Regions from separate parts of the Homo sapiens genome. Here region 1 is linked to region 2. Evidence: chromatin loops called from intact Hi-C (ENCODE). Cell type or tissue: Caco-2. All regions are shown on one strand. Links, peaks and the distances in the headings refer to the core of each region. The heading gives the core; the rest is flanking DNA.

The links. Peaks named below come from ENCODE experiments on the same cell type or tissue, not always from the same donor. Only the 100,000 strongest peaks of a DNase experiment are listed, where the experiment ranks them.
Region 1: a loop joins it to region 2, with 2.6 times the contacts of the local background. A loop is called at or near these places in 4 of 110 quality-filtered maps.

Annotation. Positions count from the first base shown.
Region 1 is chr11:44,174,764-44,179,763 of GRCh38, reverse strand. All of the region lies in intron 8 of EXT2 (exostosin glycosyltransferase 2), which reads right to left. Among named protein-coding and RNA genes, the nearest start is that of EXT2, 82 kb to the right of the region's middle. RefSeq lists an enhancer at 1,099-1,599. In Caco-2, for the core only: no CTCF peak of the experiment used is centred there; no DNase peak of the experiment used is centred there.
Region 2 is chr11:44,241,101-44,250,540 of GRCh38, reverse strand. EXT2 (exostosin glycosyltransferase 2) reads right to left here. Exons shown (of 14, transcript NM_207122.2): 14 at 1-6,392. The coding sequence ends at 6,254. Among named protein-coding and RNA genes, the nearest start is that of ALX4, 64 kb to the left of the region's middle. In Caco-2, for the core only: no CTCF peak of the experiment used is centred there; DNase peaks (open chromatin) are centred at 6,700 and 7,243.

The sequences.
Region 1 (5,000 bases), core at 1-5,000, 66 kb after region 2:
AAATATTAATCAATTGGGAGACACATAAAAAGGACAGAATATTAGAAACGGAAACAAAATTCATTATCTTGAGGTTATAATACTTAATTATCACATTTCCCTGGTAAGTTCTATTATTGAATCATTTAAGCAGACCTCAAGGGAGAATTACAATGGCCCCTGAAAAAAGGGGAAAGGGAATTTGATGTGCTAATATAAGTGATAGTTGGTACATGAAAGATTACTTTGCCAAAACATTCAGTATGTTCTTAATTAATCTGCTGCCAGATCAAGCTCCCACGGACTCTGAAAAACTATTCTACTCACTGCCCTCCCACAAGCTGTGTGATGTAAGGAAGCAGTCAGGTTTTGATTCATGAAAGCTAGAGCCATAAAAGTGAACTCTAAGTAAGCAATGAAGGCAGGACTGCATCTAAGGAAACAATGTGTGTAGATTCATTCATCCAGCACCACCACTGGGGCTGCCACGCAGATGTGTGTTACACAGGCACATTAGTTTATCTCTGCTACAAAAGCTCTAGTATGCTCTTCTGATTGACAAGATCATCTTAGCAATATCCTCGAGTCCGTCTTTTCATATTCTTTATCTATCCTCCCCATCTGGATCTGGCTTGTGATTTTCATTTTCTTTACCATTTTCTATCTGACCATCAGAATTGGCCAAGTTCTTTGCTTGGGGCCCCAGATCAAGCTCTCTGTGTCTTTCTGCATCTCTCCATCTGCAGACCCAGTTCAGCTTTCCTTATTCCCTGGCTGCTGACATCCTGAGACTTTCTAGCTCACTTCCAAAGAAGTAAAAGGTACTACTCAAGGAAAGGTCTGGAATTTAGGGTAGCATACTGGATCACTTGTGCAAATGTGATCCTATAAATGTGATACCTATAAAAACAATAGACTTCAAAAAGCTTAAACTTACCTTAAATTCAAGCTAAAATTTCTAAATTCCATACATTTTTTTTTTTTAATCATATCTAGGCAGTAGGAGGAAGATGGAGAGAATAAGCCAAGAAGGCCTCCTGGGGGGCAGGGTAGGCTTTCAAATTCCAGAGAAACATTCCACAACTTACAGGGTGCTGAGTTGAGTTACACAGACTGTTAACCTGGTATCTTTTCAACTTAGAGTTCTGCTTCATACATCCGAGCTAGTGCTTCTTCAGCTTGCAGAGTGATTTATTGCTTGTTAGTGTTTATAGCTGAGTGATATTTTCAGCTGCTTGTACAACCACAACCTTTGTGAGTGAGGGCCACCGTCTGGACATCTAAGTATAGGCAGCCCTGAGTTTTTCATGTAGCTGAGACAGATTTAGTCTGAACCCAGCCTCTGGATGCCTCTAATCCAAGCCCCGCAGGGTTAAGAGGAGGAAATGGATGAGGAGAAAGGAAGAGCCTTCTCCAGGGAGTGAGTTAGGACACTCACAGTGAATGAAATCCCACATCAAAATATGGTCCCTGGACCAGCAGCATCAATATCCAACACTTGAGAACTTGCTAGAAATGCGAATTCTAGGTTCCTACCCCAGACCTACCCAATCTGAATCTCAGGGTGGAGTGGCAGCACTCTGTATTCTGATGCCTACTAAAGATTGAGAACCACTGCCCCATGGCACACTCTACCACATTTTGCCCACAGCTGTGATTTCTGATCCCCCTGGGTGATTCTTGCCAATCAAGTGCTCTTATGCAATACTCTCATCTGGCTGATCCCTTGCCCTTTCTATCTTCAAAAACTAGAGCTAGACTGAGGCTTAGAGGAAGTCCAGGGAAGTATCTAATCCTCATCTGAGGCTTTGATTGCAGTGAAGTTGCCACTCTGGCTAGATTTCATAGAAAAAGCTCTTGTTTTTCAACCTCATTCTTATTCTGGGTATAATAATTCATTTTAAGATGCTTCCCCATTTTTCTCATCAATTTTTGTCAATGGCCATAAGAACCCCTACTCTCTTCTCTTTCTGTTTTAAATCTGGTAAAGTAAATGCAGAAAGGAAAAAAATCTGGGGTATCTTTATTAGTGTTACCTATGATAGCAAACTTGGAAAAAAAACCATCTATCAAAAATGTAAATAAAATTATAACATTGATAAGATGCAGTATAATCTTTTAAATCACATCATAGAAAAATAACATGGGAAAACACTCCACTCTACATAATTTTCAGACTATATTACATTTAGTTTTTAAAAAGCTGTCACTGAGAGGACATAGCTTTGGTGACACATGAATTCACTGTTTGAAGCTCACTTGTCTCTGTCTCTGTCCTCCTACATATGTTCACATCTGGCAGAGAAACAGAAGTAAAATGAGGAGGGTGTCCAAGGAGAACCCTAGCTATAGAGGCTAGCCCCAGATGTGCGGATGAAGGTCTGCCAAGAGGCAAGACCAGAAATGACATAAAAGTTAGAAGTAATATAGGATATTTAGGGAGATGACAAAGCTTTGCTGATATTTGCAAAAAGGAGAGAAAAATAAAAGCATGAAGAGACTGAAAAGGCATAAAAATATAGGCAGCCTTAACATGAACAGCTAAGAAAATTAATATAAAAACATGCACACTTCCCCTAATAAAGAACCTTAACTTGGTGATAAATTCCTTTCAAAAAGAATTCCTTTCAAAACAAAAGGTCAATCTCTCCAGTTTAGACAGGTGTATTACTTTAACATTATTTCCAAGTTTTACTGTGTCAAACTTTTTCAGGTTCTGAGGGTGTGGTGCAACGTGGATAATGTCATCACCCTAGTTTTACAGATAAGAGTGACAAAGCATCTAGTGACATGAATACTCTGCAAGGCCACCTCTCACTGTCATAATCATCGACACACGTAGGCCTTTTTTTTTTTTTTTTTACATTAAACTAAGGCAGCTGCATCTAGCCAAAATATGACTCTGAACTCTCACCTCTCCTTCTCCAGTCTGAGCAAGCTCTGTGCATGGCTGGAGACCCTAAGAGTGTATCTCTGAAAACCCCAGACCACCCCTTGATTTACTGACCAAGATCCACACCTACTCCCACCTCGGAATGTCAGACATCATAAATTTGATGGAATCTAGAGAAGAGACTCCCCTGCAGGTTGGGCTCATAGTAATCTCATCTAGAGTAGGTTAAATATTTCTGAGGGAAGAGGAGAAGTAAACTATAAATAAACCATCGCTATTCAGGCCTCCCATCAGTTGCTTTCACTGAAGATGGAGAAATGTATAACCCACTGCTTTAAATCAGGGCTCTTGTCACCTGAGCTAGAAATGTGATAAATACCAAAGTATCCTAAAAAGGATTATTTAAGAAAGAGTTAAAAATATATAGAGAATATATTTTCCAGTTATATACCTTGATTTATGCTTTTTATGCTTATGTTACCTCTCAAATTGTTAAGAGTTTAGCACTTTGACCATTCTGTCCTGAATTAAAACATATCTATTTCAAAACTGCAAAATTTCATATTCTATTTTTCCTAGCCTACCTATATTCTTATAAAAAAGAACTAAATTCCAACCCTTTATTCTTATTAAACATCTCTTAGAGCTTTAGATAAAAGTATAGGATAAAGTCCCACTATTGCTGTACTTTCTGTCTGGGTCATGACCAGACAGAATTCTTTATGAATTCGCCTGCACCAGTATGAATTCTCCTGCAGAGGAACAGATGTAATATTTTTCATCTCAAGCTTGTACCATTTGCTTGGAACAGTAGTAACATTTCAGCCCAGAGGAGGCTCAAGGGCTCCCCTATAATTCCATAGGCAATTCAAGATAATCTGCACGTAGAAGACCTGAGTTATCACTTGTTCACACAACTTGCCAATTACTTGCCAACTTGCCAATGATCTTAGATAAGTCATTGGGTTAGTCTCATTACAACCACTTTACAGATGAGAAACAATCTACCACTTTCCCTACCTTTCCAGCAGGATGTGTCTTAGATGGCTCAACTCCTAGTCTGCCAATCTTCCTCCTTCCTTCCCTTTCTCCCTCTCTCCATCCCTCTTTCTTTCCTTTATATGTCAAGATCTTCCTGTCTGAATTAAGTTGTCCTAGGTATTATGAGAAGCACCAAGGTCAGAAATGACCTTAAGGTGCTTAAAACTTTACAGGAAATTCTACTTCTATACATGTTAAGTGATGGAAAAGAAACACAGATAACATGCTCTAAGAGTTACTTCCTGCTGAAGGGGTTGAGAAAACCTCCTGGAGAAAGTTTACCAGCCAGCTGCTGAAGCCTGTATAAATCTGCAGATGATGGGGAAGAAAGGTGTGCCAAGGAAAAGGCTAGCAGCCACAAAGGCACAGAGGATGAAAAGCAGGGGCACACAGAGGAAGGATTGAGTTGTGCTGCCAGAAATCTAGAACTCTTTGAAAGAGAACAGGAAAAAAAAAAAAGAAAAAGAAAAAAAAGAAAAAAAAAGAAAGGTAGATTGTGGAGGGCCTTGCTGTTAGACTGAGTTTGGACGCCAATACCATCCTCACCCATGACTCCTCATGCAACCAAATTCCCTATCTGGATAAACCGTACAGTATACCTCAGTCTTCTGAACTTCTCCCTCACTTACCAATTAGAACAGTCCATTTTTCCAGATACCACTCAAATGTGTCCTCTATTAATTTTCATCTGCATTTCTCAAACAGTCTACTGCCTCCAGTCTGGTCCCACTGCCATGCATCATCCATTCTCCACACTAAGATGAGACTGACCCAAAATGCAATCTTATCACATTACTCCCTTGTTTAAAAGGCTTCAGTGATCACTTGTTTCTCACAGATAACACTCCAATGCCTTATGTAAGATACACGGTGTTTTGTGATCTGGACCCTCTCCAGGCTTCATCCTCTGCCTCTCCCTCCCAAGCTTCCTTCACTGTTGCCACACTGAACTCTCTGAAGTTCCTTAAACTACCAAGCTCCCCTGTCCCTCTGTATCTTTGAATTTGTTGTTCCTTCTGGATGGAATTTTTCTTCCTTTCTCTGACTAGATAATACCTACCCTTTTCTTTTAACATTCAAATCATGA
Region 2 (9,440 bases), core at 4,441-9,440:
AGGCTCTCTGGTAACACGGTAAGCAGAAATAGGGGCCGGAAGAGGGCTGGCTGCCAGCATCACCAGGTACAATCTGGTAAACGATCTGGTTAATAAAAGGGGAAGAGATATGATACATCATTCCATCTCACCAACTCAGGCATAAGTGCTCTTGCTGTCTCCAATTTCTGGCTGAGGAAACTAAGGCATGGTCAAGGGAAGTCACTGTGAGAAAAGGACATTTTAAAGCTTCTTGCATCCTCCATACATTGGAGAAGATGGGGTTAATGGAATCCTCATTTACAGCTGGGACTAAAACATACATGCTTAGAGTCCTGGGCCACTGATGGACTCACATCATCTTACCAAGCTCAAGAACTCCCACTAGAACTGGAGCTCAAGAACAGGATAGGGACACTGTCTTAGTCAACTCTAATTGCTATATCTCTTGGGCCTACCACACTGCCTGGCAAAGACAACATTTTCTCTTTTGAGACGGAGTCTTGCTCTGTCGCCCAGGCTGGAGTGTAGTGGCACAATCTCAGCTCACTGCAAGCTCCACCTCTCAGGTTCACGCCATTCTCCTGCCTCAGCCTCCCGAGTAGCTGGGGCTACAGGTGCCTGCCACTATGCCCGGCTAATTCTTTGTATTTTTAGTAGAGATGGGGTTTCACCGTGTTAGCCAGGAGGGTCTCGATCTCGTGACCTCATGATCTGCCCGCTTTGGCCTCCCAAAATGCTGGGATTACAGGCATGAGCCACCATGCCCAGCCAAAGACTACATTTTCATGAGAAAATGAATAGTTAGCATAACAGAATGACTGAATAAATGTTCTCTTCCCTCATCTGGATCAGTAACTAGTTGGTTGGTCTTCAGCTGTGCTCACCAGAAAACCAAATGTTCCTTGAGTTGATGCTTGGGTATAGTAGCCAATGATATATTTGCAGCTATAAGTAAAATTCCAAATAAATATATTCTAAAGGGAAGGTTCTATATGGTGGCAAGGCCTGACTGGTGGCTTTGGTCTAAGACATATGGATCCCTCCTCTGTCAGCCACTCCCACACCACCTGCAATTCCTGAGAGGTTGTCCACAAGATGGGGCTTTGCTGAGGAAGCCTCTAGCAGACACAGCTGCCTGGTACTTCTTGAGAACTACCTTGTCTTCTGTCTGATAGTTCTGTGCCTTTCAGGGAGAGTGGGAAGAGATGCAACCAGTGGTCCAACCAACTGAGAGCAGAAGAAAGGAAAAAGTGCTATCCTGGGCCAGGCATGGTGGTTCACACCTGTAATCCCAACACTTTGGGACGCTGAGGCAGGAGGATCACTTGATCCCAGGAGTTAGAGACCAGCCTAGGCAACATAGTGAGGCCCTGTCTCTCCAAAAAAATTAAAAGATCAGCCAGGTGTGGTGGTGCACGCTTTTAGTCTCAGCTACTTGGAAGGCTGAGATGGGAAGACTGCTTGAGTCCAGGAGTTTGAGGCTGCAGCGAGCCATGATCACAGCACTACACTCCAGCCTATGGGACAGAGTGAGACTCTGTTTCCAAAGAAAAAACAAAAAAAACAAAAACAAACAAACAAACAAACAAAAAAACTCTACCCTGAAATGGTTGCAAATGTGAAGAAACAAAATGCCAGATACAGATGCTGGTGACTCAACTATTTCTTGAAAAGGAAAGAGGCCTGGAAGCTTGGGAGAGGGGGCCAAACTTTCTCTGGTCATCTTCCCACTGTTGCCAGCAATGGTGAGCCGGAAATTGAAAGAATGACACAAGGTTGCCTGTACAGACCCACACACCCTCCCAGGAAATTGGGGAAGCTGGGCATCCCTAACAGTCCATTTAATGGAGGTGGAAAAGAGGCTGTGGCTTGAGCTTACAATGCCCTCACCCAGTCTTCAGATGAACTCACAGCTCCCACCCTAAAATGAGGGGGAAACATTAAAATTTAGAGTGGGTCTTGCCTGCCTGACTTTCCTCTGCCAAGATAAGCTCAATAAGGCCTGTTCACAGATGATGCATGGCTGGTATAATGGGACCAAATGCTGCCCTTGATTCTACTCAGAAGTAGAAAGTGGGTGAGTACCAAACACAGGCCGAGGACAGGAGGTCCAGGGCTTGGACAGAGCTCAGGGGTGAGGTGAGTAGGGGCAGGCCCCACAGGTTTCATATGCCTCCAGGCCCTGCAGTGGAAAGCTCAAGTTGCTTTCAAAGTCTCTCTGGATGGAAGCTGCTGCCAATATGGTTAACACTCCTGCCAGAACTGCTCCTCAGGAAGTGGCTGGAGGAGACATGGGGCCAGTTTAGCATTCTCTACTCTGCCTCTCTGTGCCAGGGCTGCTTGGGGAACAGCCCACTGTGGCTTCTCTTGCTGCAATGGAAGAGTACCCGAGCCAAGAGAAATGGAAAAAGCAGCATACCCCCAAAGGAGCTACAAAGCAAAGGAAACACACCAGGCTCATGATGGGTGGCTGATGGGAAGTCTCCAACACCCAAAGCCTTTACTCTATCAGCTGGGTCCTCACAGGATCTAACTGCAGAGCTAGGAAGAGCCTTCCCAGAACCCAACCACTTCCCAAACCCAGTCTCTGCTTCATCTACTTTCTGATTACTATCTTGGCTGAAAACTATCAAAGGTTCTTGGATTTTAACCTCAAATCAACTTCAGAACCTGTGGCTAGAAACGTGCTATCTTTCAGTGATAAAGACGCTCTAGTTTCCTCCTGGCATGGTGCCTGTCAGAGGCTATCATCCTAGAAGGAAGCTAGGATCACAGGGTTATTAGCAACATCTTTGGCCAATGAGAGCAAAGAGGGAGCTTGTCTCTTCCAGCTCCCAGTCTGCGTCAGCACAGACCAGCATGATGGTCACTATTTTCCAAAGGCAGCAGAGAAACCAGCACTTAAAAACCACAAGTTCAAAGCCCAGCTGGAAGTAGATGAGGCTTTGGCAGAGAAACCAGGGTGGTCAGAGCTTTGAACTTGATGACACTGAGTAAAGGATACAGTGGCTGAGCGTGGGGACTCACGCCCGTAATCCCAGCACTTTGGGAGGTCAAGGCGTGCAGATCACCTGAGGTCAGGAGTTCGAGACCAGCCTGGCTAACGTGGTGAAACCCTGCCTCTACTAAAATTACAAACAAATTAGCCAGGCGTGGTGGCAAGCGCCTGTAATCCCAGCTACTCAGGAGGCTGAGGCAGGAGAATCACTTGAACCTGGGAGGCGGAGGATGTAGTGAGCCGAGACCATGCTATTGTTGCACTCCAGCCTGGGTGACAAGAGCAAGACTCTGTCTCAAAAAAAAAAAAAAAAAAAAGGATACAGCAGAGCATCACTGGCAGGAAAGAACACAAGATTCTGACAACTAAAGTTGCTGTTTTTCTCTTTAATTCTCCCAGAAAAGGAGGTTTATACCTAAATGTGTGAGGGTTGGTAAAATACATGAGATAAACATTTTAACAACTATGTAATGTTAATCAGCAAAATAAAAAAGTATTTCCAGCCCTGGCATTCCAAGCAGGCCCATCCCAGTTAGGCCCCTGGGGGCAAAGCCAGTGGCTCAGTGTGCACTTGGGCCAGGGCCAGTTCAAGTTCGTCTTCTCTATAGGCCAGTAAGATGTGTTTCTTTAAAAAGATTTCTTAATCTAAAACCAGCTGTTGTCTGCTGTAGGCCAGAACACGACATTTTAATTAGCATGATTGTTCTGCTTCTGAAACCAGGCTCTATGGCATCCCGAGGACAGATGATCCTGACCTAAGCTTATGGGTGAGGTTTGCTGGTTAGCAGCTCAGAAATACACGAACAATAAAGTGGAGTCCCTAGCCCACTCTGAATCCATGAATCGCCATCACCTGCTATATCCCTGTCTTGAATTTCTACGGTGACTGTACCACCTATCTGTTCATAGGGTAACATCACCTTTGAGGTTGTTTCAAGTGCCTAGGATATAATGCTCCTTCTTTAACATAAATTGTTTTATGCTGTGTTGCAAGATCTAACACCCAATATTCCTGGGAGTAATGAGGTACTTTAAATGGAGTTGTAATGCCTTTAAAGTCCAATGACTCCTATGACGATGATAAAGTCACACAGCTCTCTAGGGCTCACAATGAACTCAGATGAAAGAGTTCCTCTTCCCAAATCAAAGGACTCTCAAGATTTTAAAAAATAAAAATTTAAAAATGTACCCTTTGGGAGAGAAGCTGCATTAGAAACCAGCCACTAAGGTAGTGCATTCGATGATGAGCAAAAGGGCAGAAATTTGAAGAAACCAGGGCAATATGACACATACACAATGCCAGCACAGTCCATAGCTTTCAGCAGAGATTTCAATGTAAGACCCTCCCCTATACCTGCCCCACATCTTGGAAAACAAACTAGAAAACCCCTAGAAAGATTAGAGGTCCTCACTGTGCTTGTCAGCCTCTGGTACCTGGGTGACAACAGAAATATTTTTCCTGGCTTTCTACCATATCGTCCCCAATATTATGAATACATGAGACCAAAATGCTTTCCCATGTCTCCTACTGACCAGTACACATTACCCAAATCAAAAGTATTTGGTAAGCACCTGTGTTTGCTGCTGTCAGAAACTGAAAAAAATCACTTCAGTTTCTGCATTTGCAAAATGAACATCTGCAGCTTCAGTTTCTGCATTTGCAAAATGAACAAACTGGATGAGATGATCGCTTGCCCCCTTTGGCAATAATAGTCCATGATTCGATCACTTATTCAAATGAAAGAAGACAAAACTCTTATGATTTCCACTTCCAACTTTGCTACTTCTGAAACTTTCTTTGACCTCTCAAAGTCTGGGGAACACATCTGAAGTGACTCTTGATGAAACTACAGCATAATAACTGCCCACCTTCATGTCACTCAACAGAACAATGGATGGTGTATGACTGACGCTGACTGGCAAAACAACTAGGTTTCTGTAATTATATCCATATTCTAAGCAAATTGTTATGTATTTTGTGTTTTGGGGACATATGTTGTGGCTAAAGCCCAAACTGTGGCTAATCTTAATATCAGAGCCAGATAAATCTGTTTCGAATCCATAACATTTAACATTCGCCAGGGTAGATTTGTTCATCAACTGGGCTTAAAGAGGTATAATTCACACATGTGCAGTATTAGTAAATGCTGAAATTTAATGATTTAAATATACCAGCAACTGTTGCAAAGCAGTTGTATAGCAGCATTTAACGTTAGCCAGAACCTCCCTGGCTAATGTTAAGTTTATACCAAAAGAATGAGAGAAATTTTGGCATCCCCTTGGGATGGGGGTCACAATTCCCACAACTTTTACGGGTACCAGCTAGAGCGACTCCTTGCATGGCTAGTACAGACCCTCTGTTTTTCTCTGACAATACCTTTAAAACATTGACTGGATCTAATCAGGAAGCAAACAGATTCCTCTGGAGGTTTCTGAGTCATCTGTTCTTAAAATGGTTATGATTTGGGACCTTCTTACGCTTGATGCAGAGGGTATCAGACATTCCTCCTGGCGTGTGTTCCCAGACATGGGCAGAAGACTGTTGTCAGGCCAAAGACGGAGTTAAATATATCAAGGGAGAAAGGTGGTTCCTTGGACTATCAGGAATTGGTGTTTAAGACACAGTAGAAAAAGGAATAAAAAATAATTTTAATCATATCAAAAAGCCAAACCAAAGAGGAATAGCTCATGGAACTGACAGGATCCTGACTCAGCGGCTGGTGCTCTTCCTGTGCACAAGCCCAGCACTCCAGGTCCCAAGGCATTTATCAAATCCCACCAAGATGTTTGGCTTTTGCACCGAATTCTGGGTTTGGTTCCCTGAAAGAACTCATTGATGTAAATAACTAAAAGTGAGGTCTGGGTACCCTTTACATGATTCCCCAGACCTCAAATGGGCTAACACGCTTCTCTTCTCCAGCAGTCTTCCTGTCCGTGAAGTTTCCTTCCAGATTGTTACATGGAACTGAAAACAAAGGGAGCCTCAGCTGGATTTAAATCTGGAGCATGCCACAAAGTCTTCCACTTGGCATTTTCGAGAAGAACCCATCAGAGATCATAAGAAATACAAGAACAGAGGTTGCATAGCTCGAGGTGCTTGGATATTCATTCTAGGTTCTTGTTCTTGAGAAAGTGGGTTAGGTGGGTGCATGCCAAGATCCAAGTAGGTCAACCTTCCACCCTTAACCTACTACTCTGACATCAGAGTGCTGGGAGGCCTTGTTCTCTCCCTCTGTCCCAGCCTCACATTCAGACCTCCACCAATGACACGTTTCATAAGCTGCCAATGTTGGGGAAGCTCTTCAGCTTCTCAGGAAAGTCATCTTTGTACAGGACAGGGTCAGCTCGGTGTTCCACCACCTTGAGAGGCATGGTCCCGAAGACTGAAGCAAACTTGTTGATGCACTCTGACCTGTGGGATTTGGAGAGGAGGTGGGGAGGAGGGGTTTGAGCAGAATGAGAAGGATGGGGGCAGGGAGAAAAGATAGTATGTTCAAGAGGTTGAGAGATAACAGCAAAATACATAATGTTCAACATCAACAAAAAAAGCTCAAGTAGCCACAGTCTGCTCCCAGGTTCTTAAAAAGGTTGACAGGTGTGGAAAAAAGCGGTGAACTGGGGGTACTTGGACTATTAGTTCAGTGGGAGAACGTGAACAGGAGATGCTGCTTGGAGGCCACGGGCCTGCAAAGGTCAGAGTATCTTTTCCCCTCCCCCTCAAATTCCAGTCATTCCTCCAGCTCAGTGTGAGAGGGCCTCAAACCAAGGTGGATTAGCTGCCAACAATTCTTAACCCCATCTCTGCCAGCTAAGAGAAGGCAAAGGATGGAAAGAAAAAAAACTACTTGGATCTGAGCTTCAGTTTACTGAAGTTTAAAAGGCAGAGGAGAGATCTTGCTCACAAAATGATGAAAGGCAAAAAAAAAAAAAAAAAAAAAAAAAGGTGACAGGGCCAAATTTCAAACAATAAACACTTCATTCATTCAACCAACATTGACAGAGGGCCTGTAAGTGGCAATTTCTGGGAATTATGTCAATCTGCACAATCTTCTGTGAAAGCTGAAGTTCACATAGGACAGCCTTCATAATTTTCATCATTTTTGTCACTCCCATGTCAGAACTTTTAGCAACAACTACTTCAGTGCCAGTGCAGCACAGCACCGCCAGAGGAGGGGAGAGGCTGTCTCCCTATCTCCACCTCACCCCCAAAGTCAGCCTTCTCAGAGGTGAGCAGGTCAGGCATGTGTTCGGGAATGGCTCTGGTCAATCAGGCCAACTGAGTGTGACAGCTGGGTAATGAGGACGCTTCAGCATTAGGCCAGAGGGAAAACGCCTGGAAAAGCTGCTTTTGAAGTCAAGGGGACCTCAAGGATGGATTTCAGAAAGGTCAACACTCTTGCCTCAGTCGGGCCCAGGACATCTGAGAGCACTACAAAAAGAACAAACTTCTCTCTTGGTCATTATGTTTCTAAAAAAATTTGTTATTATTTCATTTTGAGCTTTTAACTCATAACATCATCATGTCCACCAACACCACAAAGCAACAACTACCATTTACTGTATGTTCCAAGCTGTGTTAAAATTGCTTTCTATGCATTAATAATGCATTTAATCCTCACAACAACCCTATGGGGTAGGACTATCATTCCCATTTTATAATGGGAAGACTGAGATACAGAGAGGATAAATAACATGTTCAAAGGTCAAATAACTAGAAAAAGCTAGAGCCAAAGCAGGCATTCTGGCTTCTGAGGCAAAAGTCTTAATTAGATGATACAAATGTACTTATTAACACAATTCTAGGGTCCAATGAAGGGGACTGGAAATTAACAACTGCTGAGCACCTATTATGTGACAGATAATTTACATACATATCTCATGGATTGCTTAAAGTAATCCTCCCCCATACTCATCACCCCCCTTGCCCAACTATTGGGTGTATAGTAGCCTCATGTTATGGGTTAAGAAATTAAGGTTCAGAGAGGTTAAGTAACTTGCCCAAGGACCCAGGGGTAGAATGTGGTGGAACTGGGTTTTAAACTCAGGTTTGAGCTGGCAATAGAGCCTGCTCTTTGGATCACACTCTACCATTACATGCCAGTGACTGAGTGTCCCTCCTGCTGGAAGTCTTTTGAGACTCAGGAGGTGGTGTTCCTAGTTCCAAATTGAAGGGAGACTGGGAAAAGATGGATGAACTTTAACAAAGTGAGGTGGACCAAGCGTGGGACAACAGCTTCCCTCTCTTCAAATTATGGGGTCAAAGCATGGCAGATAAAATCAAATCTCTCCAAGGTTTTACTTTTGACTGTTGTTCCGCCTGTAAATATGTCCAGATTCTTCTCATTTCTAGTTATGCATACAGACTCTGGCCGGCAAAGCCCAGCTGTTCCCAGCATAGGTACTAGCAAGTACGTATTAAAGAAGAATCCTGGTTCTTGGCAGAGGATAGCGGTTCCAAGGCCCTGTAGAGAGTATTGAGGACAATGTCTCCTCTGTAACTAGATCCGCCAACAGGAATGGGTCATAGGCAAGAAGCCACTGGGGCTCAGGCCAGCTTGATTTGTTGACAGCTGCCCCTGGCTAACCCAAGTCTAGTGAGTACTTCTTTCTCCTTCATACAGGCCCACACTGGAGAAGCGGCAGGCCTCCACTGAATGGTCAAGGTCCTTAACTCTCCTGCCAGGTAATAACAGTGCTTCCTACTTTTTCACACAGGGGGTCTGGGTTGGAGAGCAGGTTAGGGGAGACAGGACTTTGGCTGGTTGCCGGTGGCCCACATGAGCTGTTGTCAGGGGTCCAGCTACCATGTCAGTAACCATTCTCCTGTGTTGGTTTTCCAATCAAGTATAAACACACCAAGAACTGCCAGTGACTCTCTCTGAAGTGATGAAGGTGTCTGGGGAAGAAAGAACTAATGGTTTTCTATTTTCCTTTCAAACACATACCATTACTTAAAGTAACCAGGAGTCTTTAGGACTAACACTGGGGAAACCGGGAAGGAAACTAACATTCCCAGGCCCTGTGCTACAGGCTTTCATGTATCACTACTTCATTTATCACTACACATAACAGCTTGGGTATAAAGATGCTCAATAAATATTTGTTGAACCTATGAATGGACATTGTAATTTGACAGATATTAATATCCCTATGTTAGGAGATGAACAGATTGAAGTTCGGATAAGGTAAAGTCAATTTCCTTAGGTCAGACAGCTAATAAGTGTGGCAAACTCATCATTTGAATAAAGATTAGCCTAATTCAAAATACTATGTTCTTTTTTTTAAGTCAATACTGTCTGCCCGTCATATTGCCCTAACCTTGGTGAAGACACTTGTCAAAATGAACAGCGACACATGCTTCTGACTCTTAAAGAACTAACAGCGGATCCTGGAAATGGAAGCTGGGTAGTAATGGAAGCTACTCTCCTATACAACTGAGATTTCTGATCCCAGACCCCCA